3 separate regions of the Homo sapiens genome follow, and regions 1 and 2 are each linked to region 3. The links are chromatin contacts, found by Hi-C or POLR2A ChIA-PET in ENCODE. All regions are on one chromosome and are shown on one strand. The core of a region is the stretch at or near the end of the contact, and the rest is flanking DNA. Distances in the headings are between cores, read along the strand shown. Region 1 holds the start of PWWP3A (PWWP domain containing 3A, DNA repair factor). Region 2 has its middle 20 kb from the start of TCF3. Region 3 holds the start of PCSK4 (proprotein convertase subtilisin/kexin type 4).

Region 1 (3,598 bases), core at 359-2,858, 140 kb after region 3:
CCGTGTTCTGGCTCAATTATTTCACTGAAGCAAATCCTAGGTATCTCCTGATCAAGATTTTACTTGTCACCCGAAAGTCATTTCTAAGTCCTGAAGTTACAGAATAATGGCTGTCACCTTCGCAGGCCATAATCGCTTTTCCCATCGGCAGAGGACATACTTGGCATCCGCCATCATTTACACTCATGTGGCAAGTGGCAATGATTTGGCACAACGTACTCCCAGGTCTCACGCCAATGTGTCCTGGAACGAAATTTGCACGGTGGTTTATACAACTGTTTGCTGGCGATGTTAACGCAGACACAGCCCTCAGGGGCAAAGGTTAGCTCGACTTAGCCTCAAGTAGATGGTTTAATTCCACAATCTTGCATTGAGATGCTCAATGCCAAAAAGCAGACTGACAAACAGAAACGACGGGGCTCGGTATCCAGGGAGGCGCCTGCATTTTTTCATAAATAAAATACAGCACAGTCCCTCCCAAAGGTTCTATCTAGATCAGTTTTAAAAGGCTCCTGAATAAATCATCTCCGTGCGGAAGACCTGCCTCCGACCTCGGCAGGAGAGGCATTTTACACAATCAAAGCTCACAACCCTCCCCAATTTGGGGAGTTAACAGTTGACCACAGCACACACACAAAAATAAGAGCGGAAAAACGACTGCTCTTTTGGCTGCCATGTCCCTGAAAGAACGGGGACAGCTGCAGACCGTTCACAGCATCAATGGGAAGGACTGGCTTGGCTGTTGACAGAAATGAAAAGGAGGTTTGGGGGTGGGGGTGGAATTTAGCAACAACGGAGGGGGGCGTCCCCGCAGCAGGGAAGAGGAGGTTCCCAGCAGAGGTAGGGGTGGCGTTTCCAGCAAGAGAGGGGATCACAGCAGCAGCAGAAGTAGGGGTCCAGGCAGCAGGGACAAGATTTCATGGCGGAGGAAGGGTTGCGGCTTGCAGGAACGGGGGATTCAGGCAACAGAGAAGGGGGTCACAGCAGAAGCGGGGGGGCTCAGGGAGCAAGAACGAGGGCTCACGGAGGAGGTGGAGCGGAGGGTCCAGGTGGCAGGGATGGGGGATTTCACGGTTGGGGGTGGGGAATCCAGGGAAGCAGATGGGGGTCCAGGCAAGAGATGGGGTTCACGGCAGACGTGAGGGGGATCCAGGGAAGGAGATAGGGGTCCAGGCAGCAAGGATGGGGGAGCGGGTCCAAGCAAGAGATGGGGTCCGGGCGGCAGGGACGGGAAAAGGAGTCCAGGCAAAGTGAGGGGCCCACGGCGCCAGGGGCGGAAAAGGGGGTCCGGGCAGAGTGGGGGACCCACGGCGGTAGGGACCGGGCGCTCCCGGAGGAGTCTCTAGGCCGGGGCCCCCCCTCCCCCCAGGCCCGGCCTCCTCGCCTCAGCCCCGCCCGGCGGAACCGAGGGGACGCATCCCGCGGGCTCACCGGGCCCCCGGCTTTCCCCAGCGCGGCGCCCCAAGCCCGGGCAAGGAGGCCGCAGCGGCCGCAACAGCGGAGGACCCGCCCGCCAACCGCTGCCGTCCGCGCCGCCCGCGCTCACCGCCTCCGCCACCGCCGCCGCCGCCGCCGCCGCCGCTCCCCGCGGGGCCGGGGGCGGGGCTTGCCTCGCGGCGGCGCCAAGCTCCGCCCCCTTCCGCCCGCTGCCCAATGGGACGCGCGCGCTCCCAAGGAGCGCCGGCCTCGCCCTCTCCGGCGTCCACGGCCGCGCGCCGGCCCCGCCCCTTCCGCCGCGCGTCTACCCCTTTTTCCCGGGAGTGCTGCCTGAGGAGACCGGTTGGCGGGGCATGTGTGGCCGCTCCCGGGCGCCGCCCTCCCGCGCTCCCGGCCCTTTGTCCTGCAGTCAGACCCCGGACACCGCCCTCGCGGGTCTCGGTGGGAAAACAGGCTCCCCCGCCCGCGGCGATCCCTGAGAGAACCTTCCAGAACTTTCGAGAATCTTCCAGGTCCTACGGCACCTCCCAGCCCGGGAGCTGCGCGCCACGGACCCAATTCCAGCAGATCCCAACCGATCCCAAAGCCAGGCATCCCCGCAAAGGCGTCATAAGCTTCTGAACTAGAGCAGGACCCACCTTGGGAGGGTCCCAAGACCCCGGGGGGCACCGGAAACAGCCGCGGGTGGCGGGAGCCCCGGAGCGGTCGCTCCATCAGTGTCAGGCCTTTCCCTGAGCGGTTTTTGATTTTTTTTCAGACGGAGTCTCGCTCTGTCACCCAGGCTGGAGTGCAGTGGCGCGAGCTCAGCTCACTGCAGCCTCCTCCTGCTGGGATTACAGGTGCGCGCCACCCCACCCGGCTAATTTTTGTATTTTTAGTAGAGAATACTAAATGTTGATCAGGCTGCTCTCAAGCTCCTGACCTCAGGTGATCGGCCTGCCTCGGCCTCCCAAAGTATTGGGATTACAGGCCTGAGCCACCTCGCCAGCCCCCACAGTTCTTTAAAAGCAAAGGAGGCCGAATTGGCAGATCCTTTAAGCCCAAGGATTGGAGACCAGCCTGGGCAACATGGCGAGACCCCATCTCTATAAAAAAGATACAGGCTCACTCCTGTAATCCCAGCAGGAGGCCGAGGCGGGCAGATCACATGAGGTCAGGAGATCGAGACCAGCATTGCCAACATGGTGAAACCCCGTCTTTACTACAAATAGAAAAATTAGCCGGGCGTGGTGGCGATGCCTGTAATCCCAACTATTCAGGAGGCTGAGGCAGGAGAATCGCTTGAACCCGGGAGGCGGAACTTGCAGTAAGGGGAGATCGCGCCACTGCACTCCAGCCTGGGCAACAGAGTGGGACTTCGTCTCAAAAAAGGAAAAAATTAAAAGACTTACAGCAGCATTCGTCACGCACTGGCCCCGACTCTTCAAGGGGAAGGGGCGACAGCAAAGCCGGCTCTAACTTCTTTTTCCTTCTCACATTTGCGGGAATAGAAGGTTTGTGTCTTCGGTCGATCCCAGCAACCTCAGCGACTGATTTTTTTTCCTTTATCAAGTTGAGAATGTTCACCTTTCACTTGTTTTTTATTTTTATTTACATTTTTGAGTCGAAGTTTGGCTCTGTGGCCCAGGCTGGAGTGCAGCGGCCCAGTCATAGCTCACTGCAGCCTCAACCTCCCAGGCTCAAATGATCCTTCCACCTTAGCCTCCGGAGTAGCTGGGACCACAGTGCGCACCACCATGGCTGGCTAAGATTTTTATTTTTTGTAGAGAGAGGGTCTTGCTATGCTGGCCAGGCTGGTTTCGACCTTTTGGGCTCAAGTGATCCTCCCACCTCGGCTCCCCAAAGTGCTGGGATCACAGGTAGGATCCACCTTGCTCAGCCGTCTCAGTTTGTCTATAAAATGGGGGTGGTGGTCTGTGGGTGGTTGGCAAGAACTATGTCTCTGATATCCTCTCACGTTAAATCTGAGCTGGCGGTGGCTCAGGCCTGTAATCCCAGCACTTTGGGAGGTCAAGGCAGACATATCGCCTGAGGTCAGGAGTTCGAGACCAGCCTGGCCAATATAGAGAAACCCCCATCGCTACTAAAAATACAAAAATTGGCTGAGCGTGGTAGTGTGCACCTGTAATCCCAGCTATTTGGGAGGCTGAGGCAAGAAAAT
Region 2 (3,794 bases), core at 813-3,312, 180 kb before region 3:
TGACTAACCGCCATTGGGCTCCTGTCTACAGGCTTGGCTTGGAAATGAGACGCAGCTGCCACCACCCAAGTTCACCCAGGAGGGCTGGGAGCCTGGGAGCTGGCACCTGGTCTGCTCTCCAAGGTAGCTTCTGGTCCATTCACCCCCAGGACTGGGGTAGGTATCCTAGAAGTGGGGCCCATGTTCCAGGGCCCCACAGGATGAATAGGAGTTTGCCAGGTGGAGAGGGAACGGTAAAGAGGAGGGAGGCGGCCCGCTCATCCAGCCCCACCACTGGAGAGGAAGGGGTGAGTGAGTGTCAGGAGGGTCTCTGCTTGGCAGGCTCTGTGACAGGGGAACCTCTGGCTGAGGCCAGCTGGTGACTGCTGGGTTTGTGGGAGCTGAGCATGGATTTCCCATAGCGACGGGAGCTGCTGGGCCCGGCTGAAGGACGGTTAGGCTTCTGACCTGGTTACCGCGTGCCGGCTGGATACCAGAGATCAGGGTGCAGCCGTGGACCCCAGACACGGCCCTGCCTCCTAAGAGCTCTGCATCTCTTGGGGGCACAGGCAGCAGCTGGGGCTGACTGGGGACCGGACCCAGAAGCCACCACAGCAGGAAGAGGGTGCGGGTGCAGGAGGCTGCAGCCACTGAAGTGGGGGAGATCGAGTGGAGAGCTGGGGGTTGGGGCAGACCAGGGAGAGGCTGACTGGGGGCGACCTGGACCCTTTGGCTGCAGGGATCGGCTCACAGGGCCAGGGGGTTTGGGGCAGTGGAGCTGTGGGAGGGCCCTGGGGTATGTGGGGCCTGACTCAGGGGTGTCCTGTAGGACCCAGTCCATAAGGGGCCATTGCACTCAGGGACGCCAGCATGGGCTGTGGCTGTGAGTGCGCCCACATGCACACACACAAACATGCGCAAGCACACCAGAACACGCAAACACACGCGTTTACCAGGACACACATGTGCAGATACAGCAGGCCGCACATGAGAAGGTGTATGTGTGAACCTTCCTGGCACATACGTGCCCATGCGTGCACATGTATAAACGGGACTGACCATGTACAAACACACCTGAGCTCGTGGCAACGAGCGAACATGTCACAGCCTCTGTGTGCACCCACACGGACATGCCAGCACACGCATGCAAACCTGTGTATAGGAGTGAGCACACATGCTAGAATGCACACGAGCATGCGAGAACACGCATAAGCATGCCCCGTATACATCACGTGTGGCACACCTGAATCTACGTGAACACTGTTCATTCAGAAACACACCAACCACACAGGACCACGTGTGCCTCGGGTCAAAATGCCTGAGCCGGCCAGGCGCGGTGGCTCATGCCTGTCATCCCAGCACCTTGGGAGGCCGAGGTGGGCGGATGACAAGGTCAGGAGTTGGGGACCAGCCTGACCAACATGGTGAAACCCTAGCTCTACTAAAAATACAAAAATTAGCTGGGCGTGGTGGCACGTGCCTGTAGTCCCAGCTACTCTGGAGGCTGAGGCAGGAGAATCGTTTGAACCAGGGAGGTGGAGGTTGCCGTGAGCCGAGATCGCGCCACTGCACCCCAGCCTGAGTGACAGAGCGAGACTCCGTCTCAAAAAAATAAAAATAAAATAAAAATTAAAAAAAGCCCGAGCCGCGAGGCACTGGGGTAGCCGCGGATGCACGTGTGAGCGCGCACGTGGGGAGCGCCCGCGGGTTTCTGGGCTGCGGGCGCGCCCTGGTGGACGCCAGACCCGCTGCAGCTCTGTCCCTGGAAGGGGGTCCCAGTCCCACCTCCCTCGGTCTGGGCGTCACGCAGGGGTAAGAAGGGGACGGGACGGGGACAACACCAGAAGACCCAGGGAAGGCAGCCCGCAGGACCCCCATCATCCAGCTCCCTCCATTCTTCCCATGACGCGCCCGAGTTTGGGGGAGTCTGGCGAAGCTCCGTGTCCCCCACCCCTGGCGTCCCGAGCGGGGGCCGCGGCTTTCCTGAGCCCACCTCCCCCAGCGCAGGGTGGGCTCCGTGGGGTGGGGGCCCCGACGCCCGGGGAGGACCCGCGGCCTTGCCCCATTGGCCACCAGGTGGCAGCACGCGCGCCCGACTGAACCCCAGGACCAGCGAGGCCCCCGCGCCCCACCCCATGCACCCCCGGACCACAGGGAGGGGAGGGGTCTGGGGAGGACCCCGGGGGGCCGTGAGCACCAGCCTCGCCGCTCTATGCCTCGGTTTCCCCACCTCCCAGGGAGAGGGAGAATAACTGAACACACAGGCGTGGTGAAGTCACCAGGAGGGCTTCCCTGGGGAGGTGGGGTTGAAGGAAAAGGCACCAATGGTGAAGAAGAGCAGGCCGGGTACGGGACGCGGCAGGTGCAGAGGGCCGGGGGAGGGCGCGGTGGGGGCGAAGGGAACTGAGTCCTGAGCCTGGGCGGGATTGTGGGGTGGGGTTTGGAGGCAAAGGTCCCAGGTTTCCGATCTGAGCGCAGGAGGTGAGGACAAGGGCAGGATTTAGGGTCTACCTAGGACAGAGAATACAAAGGTTTGTTTTGATTTTTTTTTAAAGTGATATTCTTGGCCGGTAAATATTCTTACTATCCTCAGCCTCGATGGGTAAAATCCAAAGGTTTTAAGATACTCGGAACTTGAATTCACAGCTTTCCAAATATGGGATTCTCAGGATGGAGCCAATTGGAGAAAATTCCAGAATCCCAGTTCCCCTGGCCAATGCCAGCGTTGATGCCCAAATGCAAGAGTGGCAAAGACAGGGCGTGATGGCTCACACTTGTAATCCCAGCACTTTAGGTGGCTGAGGCAGAAGGCTCATTTAAGCCCAGGAGTTCGAGACCAGCCTGAGAAACATAGCAAGACCCCTGTCCTACAAAAATGTATTTATTTATTTATTTTTGAGACGGAGTTTCACTCTGTCGCCCAGACTGGAGTGCAGTAGCGATCTTGGCTCACTGCAACCTCTGCTTCCTGGGTTCAAGCGATTCTCCCTGCCTCAGCCTCCCGAGTAGCTGGGATTACACGCACGTGCCACCATGCCCAGCTAATTTTTGTATTTTTAGTAGAGAAGGGGTTCCCCTATGTTGGTCAGGCTGGTCTCCAACTCCTGATCTCAAGTGACCCACCAGCCTCTGCCTCCCGAAGTGCTGGGATTACAGGCGTGAGCCACGGCACCCAAACTCAAAATTTTAAATAATTAGGCTAGTGTGGTGGTACACGCCTGTGGTCCGAGCCACGTGGGAGGTGGGAGGATCACTTGAGCCAGGAGGTGGAGGCTGCAGTGAGCTATGATTGCACCACCGCACTCCAGCTTGGGTAACAGAGCAAGATCCTGCCTCAAAAGAGAAGAAAAAGAGTGGGCCGGGCGCGGTGGCTCATGCCTGTAATCCCAGCATTTTGGGAGGCCGAGGTGGGCGGATCTCCTGAGGTCGGGAGTTCGAGACCAGCCTTGCCAACATGGTGAAACTACTAAAAATACAAAAAGTTAGCCGGGCATGGGCCGGGCGCGGTGGCTCACACCTATAATCCCAGCACTTTGGGAGGCCGAGGCAGGCGGATCGCCTGAGGTCAGGAGTTCGAGACCATCCTGGCTAACAAGGTGAAACTCCGTCTCTACTAAAAAAAAATTCAAAAAATTAGCCAGGCATAGTGGTGGGCGCCTGTAGTCCCAGCTACTCGCAAGGCTGAGGCAGGAGAATGGCGTGAACCCGGGAGGCAGAGCTTGCAGTGAGCTGAGATCGCGCCACTGCACTCCAACCTGGGCGACTGAGCAAAACTCCGTCTCAAAAAACAAACAAACAAAAATTAGCTGGGCATA
Region 3 (3,886 bases), core at 933-3,432:
TGGGAGGCTGAGGCAGGAGGATCGCTTGAGCCCAGAAGTTTAAGACTAGTCTGGGTAACATAGTGAGACCCTGTCTCTTAAAAAAGTTAATTTTAAAAAGTTTTAGGCCAGGCAAGGTGGCTCATGCCTGTAATCCCAGCAGTTTGGGAGGCCGAGGTGGGCAGATCACCTGAGGCCAGGAGTTCAAGACCAGCCTGGCCAACATGGTGAAACCCCGTTTCACCATGTTGAACGGCTAAAAATACAAAAGTTAGCCGGGCATGGTGGTGGGTACCTGTAATCCCAGCTACTTGGTAGACTGAGGCAGGAGAATCGCTTGAACCCAGGAGGTGGAGGTTGCAGTGAGCCAAGATCACACCACTGCACTCCAGCCTGGGCAGCAGAGCAAGACTCGGTCTCAAAAAAAAGTTTTAAAGGTGGGGAGGGAGGCATTTAAGGAGCGTTTACTACATGCTCTTGCTAGAGATTTGGAAAGGGGAAGGGGCGCGCAGCGTCACCAAGGGTGAAAGTCACGGAAGAACTGTAATGGAGTCACAATCGGGGTGCCTGGATCTCCGGCTCTGTGGGCCCCAGTCCAGCCTCCCCACATCACAGCCGTCAGACAACCCAACTCCGTCTTAACAAACATTTACGCTCGGTGGCACTAAGCCATTGAGCTGGGGGAAGGTGAGCTAGGGCAGGAGAGGAGGAGGAAAGGAGAAGGGTCCTGGGCAGGCCCCCAGGACGGTCCGTTCCCCTTCCCGCCAGGAGCCTCCCCTCAGAAAAACGGGAAGATCTCTACTGTTGCAGCCAGGCCGGGGTCCACGGGGGAAGGGGGACGGCGAAACGCGCAGGACACTGGCATCCCGACCCCTCTGGGGCCACTGGGCAACTGGAAGAACCGGACTTCGGCATGGCAGGCACCCAGCGCCCGGAAGGAGGCGTCGGGGGGCGGCCAGGGGCGGAAGCTAGAGAGGGGTGGCCCGGGAGCAGGGTCGCAGGGCGCGGGCAAGGGAAGGGCTGCGGGCGGACCTCGAGGTCCCAGTCACCTCGCGCGCTCCACCGGCCGGACCGGACCCCGTAGCCGGGGAAGGAGTCCGGTCTGCGACCCCCAGGCCCATGGCCTCGGTGTGCCCGTCGGCGAAACGGGCTAGCGCCGACGGCTCACCTGCAGCCAGATACCGCTTCTCCACCCCGGTCTTGGCCTCCAGCGCCCCCAGCACTTCGGTGACCAGGTTCCTTTGCTCCAGGAAGTGCTCCACGCGCTGCCTCAGGCCGTCCATGGCCCCGACGCGCCCGGGGTTGGCTGCTCGAGCTCGCCCGCGGACCAGGGCACCCACCCCGCTGCACGCGCACCGCTTTCCCGCAGCCTGAGCCGCGATGCTCCGGCCCCGCGCCGGTGTCCGCCCCCGGCCCCCCGCTAGGACCAATGGGAGGGCAGGGCGGACAAAGGAGGAGGGGCCTGCCCCGTCTCCCCCGCCGCATAGCCCTCCGCCACGGCCGCCGCTGCCCAGACCCCGCCGGGAGAGGGCGGGGCGCGGCGGCCCAGGGCACCGATTGGCCGGGCCGGAGCGAGACGTAGCTGATTGGAAGGGCGGTGTCAGAGGATGGGATTATTGGCTGAAGGGTGGAGCCAGGGCGAGGAGAGGCGTGGGGGGGCGGAACCGGGGGGAGGGGCTAAAGAAACATCCGAGCCGATTGGAGAAACGGGACGCGATTCATTGGCGAGACCAGTGGAGGGCGGGGCTGATCACAAAGGAGGCAGGGCGGAATGGTAGGGGCGGGAACGGGGCGAGGCTTATCGGAGGAGGCGGGATTACGCAAAAGAATGATTCTGATTAGGCCGGACAGGAGGCCGGGCTGATTCTCGAAGGAGGGGTGTGTTGGAAAGTGGGAGAGGTCAAACAAAGGGTAGGACGCGTTATCGCAACAGTGAACCCGCTTCTCTGGGTTAGTCTTGTCGTTGTACAAATGGGAAAACTGAGGCTCCCGAGGGTGTGGGTCTGCGGAAGACGGGCAGGCGTGCGTCCCTCTCCCGCTTCTGTTAGATCTTCGCGCCCCTCCTGGCTGAGTAGCCGCAAGGCCCCCTGGGAGTCGAAGCCTTCTGCGTTGCTATGGCGCCGGGGGCGGGTCGGACGCCTGGGCCCACTCGGCGGTTTGGCGGGAGGGAGGGGATTTGCGCAGGCCCCGCTCCCGCCCCGCCTCCATGCGGCCCGCCCCGATTGCGCTGTGGCTGCGCCTGGTCTTGGCCCTGGCCCTTGTCCGCCCCCGGGCTGTGGGGTGGGCCCCGGTCCGAGCCCCCATCTATGTCAGCAGCTGGGCCGTCCAGGTGTCCCAGGGTAACCGGGAGGTCGAGCGCCTGGCACGCAAATTCGGCTTCGTCAACCTGGGGCCGGTGGGTGGGACCGGGATAGACGGGAAGTGGGGGCTTGGAGGGGACTGAACAACCCTAGACCCCGACAAGGGGGAGGGAGCCCACAAGGTCTTCTAAATATCAAGAGTCCCAGCCCACCCCTGCCTCAGCCAAGCTCAGCTTCTGGGACTCCCAGAGAGCACCTGCTGGGGAAGGACAAAGAAGGGGGCTGTTACCGGCCCTCGGGGGCTTCAGCAGGGGAGCCGGGTCCCATCGGTGCGGCCGCTTCCCCACATCCCCAGATCTTCCCTGACGGGCAGTACTTTCACCTGCGGCACCGGGGCGTGGTCCAGCAGTCCCTGACCCCGCACTGGGGCCACCGCCTGCACCTGAAGAAAAACCCCAAGGTGAGCCTGGCCTGGAGGCCAACCCCCTGCCCGGGGTCTCAGCTGCCTCCTGGGGCCACCAGCCATCTTCTGTGGTTCTCGTGGTTGTTATGAACAGCTGTGTGCTTTCTGTGGCTCAGACCCGCCCGGGCCCCAAGTCTATACAGCAAGAGGAGGCAGGAAGACCCAGATACGGAAATCATGGCGCCTGCCAGGGCCTGGTACACAGTGGGCACCTCTTGTCCTCCCCCTCCCTCCTCTGGGCCCCAGGGGCTCTGGTAAGGAGGGACAGACGGCGTGACTTCCCCACCGTCTAGGTCATGGGATGGAGGGAAGGGGATTTTACGACACCGTAATGGGTTCCAAAGAGTAGGAGGCTTGGCCCGGCGCGGTGGCTCACGCCTGTAATCCCAGCACTTTGGGAGGCGGAGGCGGTCGGATCACAAGGTCAGGAAATCGAGACGAGATCCTAGCGAACACGGTGAAACCCTGTCTCTACTGAAAATACAAAAAAATTAGCCGGGCATGGTGGCAGGCGCCTGTAGTCCCAGCTATTCAGGAGGCTTAGGCAGGAGAATGGTGTGAACCCGGGAGGCGGAGCTTGCAGTGAGCCGAGATCGCGCCATTGCACTCCAGCCTGGGCGACAGAGCGAGACTCCGTCTCAAAAAAAAAAAAAAAAAAAGTAGGAGGCTTACAGTCACCCAGTGGCCCTCAGGACGCAGTGTCCAGGCGCTCAGAAAGGGGCCTGGGTCCCATCGGGCTGGGCCCTGTCTAGAAAATGCCTGGGATGTCAAGCTGAGGGGTTGGGATGGAGCCTGGGAAGCCCTCGGAGGCCAGGAAGTGCCTTGAACAGGACTGGACAGCTGCCTGCTTACAGCACCGGGAGGGAGAGCAGTGGCCAGTTCCTGATGTGGTTTGCAAGAGAGAAGCCAGGCCTGGCGTGGTGGTTCATGCCTGTAATCCCGGCACTTCGGGAGGCCAAGGCAGGCAGATCACTTAAGCTCAGGAGTTCGAGACCAGCCTGATCAACATGGCGAAACCCCATCTCTACTAAATGTACAAAAATTAGCCGGGCATGGTGGTGTGCGCCTGTAGTCCCAGCTACTTGGGAGGCTGAGGTAGGAGAATCGCTTGAACCCAGGAGGCAGAGGTTGCAGTGAGCCAAGA

What was found. A loop is a pair of places that touch in the nucleus more often than their neighbours do. ChIA-PET counts read pairs that join two places held with the same protein, here RNA polymerase II (POLR2A). Pooled maps may share reads with other maps.
Region 1: a loop to region 3 is called in a map with no recorded cell type, with 17 times the contacts of the local background. The contact joins the promoter of PWWP3A here to the promoter of PCSK4 in region 3. A Hi-C loop is called at or near these places in 1 of 37 single-sample maps with no recorded cell type and 10 of 50 pooled maps. POLR2A ChIA-PET finds 5 or more read pairs at or near these places in 2 of 52 experiments (A549 and naive thymus-derived CD4-positive, alpha-beta T cell).
Region 2: a map with no recorded cell type shows a loop between it and region 3 (3-fold over the local background). The contact joins the enhancer-like site here to the promoter of PCSK4 in region 3. A Hi-C loop is called at or near these places in 4 of 37 single-sample maps with no recorded cell type and 4 of 50 pooled maps. POLR2A ChIA-PET finds 5 or more read pairs at or near these places in 2 of 52 experiments (GM12878 and WTC11).

What each region holds. Positions count from the first base shown.
Region 1 is chr19:1,352,969-1,356,566 of GRCh38, reverse strand. PWWP3A (PWWP domain containing 3A, DNA repair factor) reads right to left here and starts at 1,608. Exons shown (of 14, transcript NM_001369789.1): 1 at 1,432-1,608; 2 at 118-243. The coding sequence starts at 174. RefSeq lists silencers at 1,400-1,469, 1,530-1,819, 1,704-1,864, 1,850-1,949 and an enhancer at 922-1,807.
Region 2 is chr19:1,670,402-1,674,195 of GRCh38, reverse strand. No RefSeq gene overlaps it. Among named protein-coding and RNA genes, the nearest start is that of TCF3, 20 kb to the right of the region's middle. RefSeq lists an enhancer at 1,295-1,822 and a silencer at 1,647-2,346. Within about 2 kb of position 2,062, at least 2 of the 41 ENCODE cell types and tissues checked have a DNase peak (open chromatin) inside an H3K27ac peak, as active enhancers do.
Region 3 is chr19:1,488,646-1,492,531 of GRCh38, reverse strand. PCSK4 (proprotein convertase subtilisin/kexin type 4) reads left to right here and starts at 2,182. Exons shown (of 15, transcript NM_017573.5): 1 at 2,182-2,374; 2 at 2,635-2,739. The coding sequence starts at 2,186. REEP6 (receptor accessory protein 6) reads right to left here and starts at 1,351. Exons shown (of 5, transcript NM_138393.4): 1 at 1,148-1,351. The coding sequence starts at 1,262. RefSeq lists silencers at 1,103-1,222, 1,253-1,792, 2,013-2,442.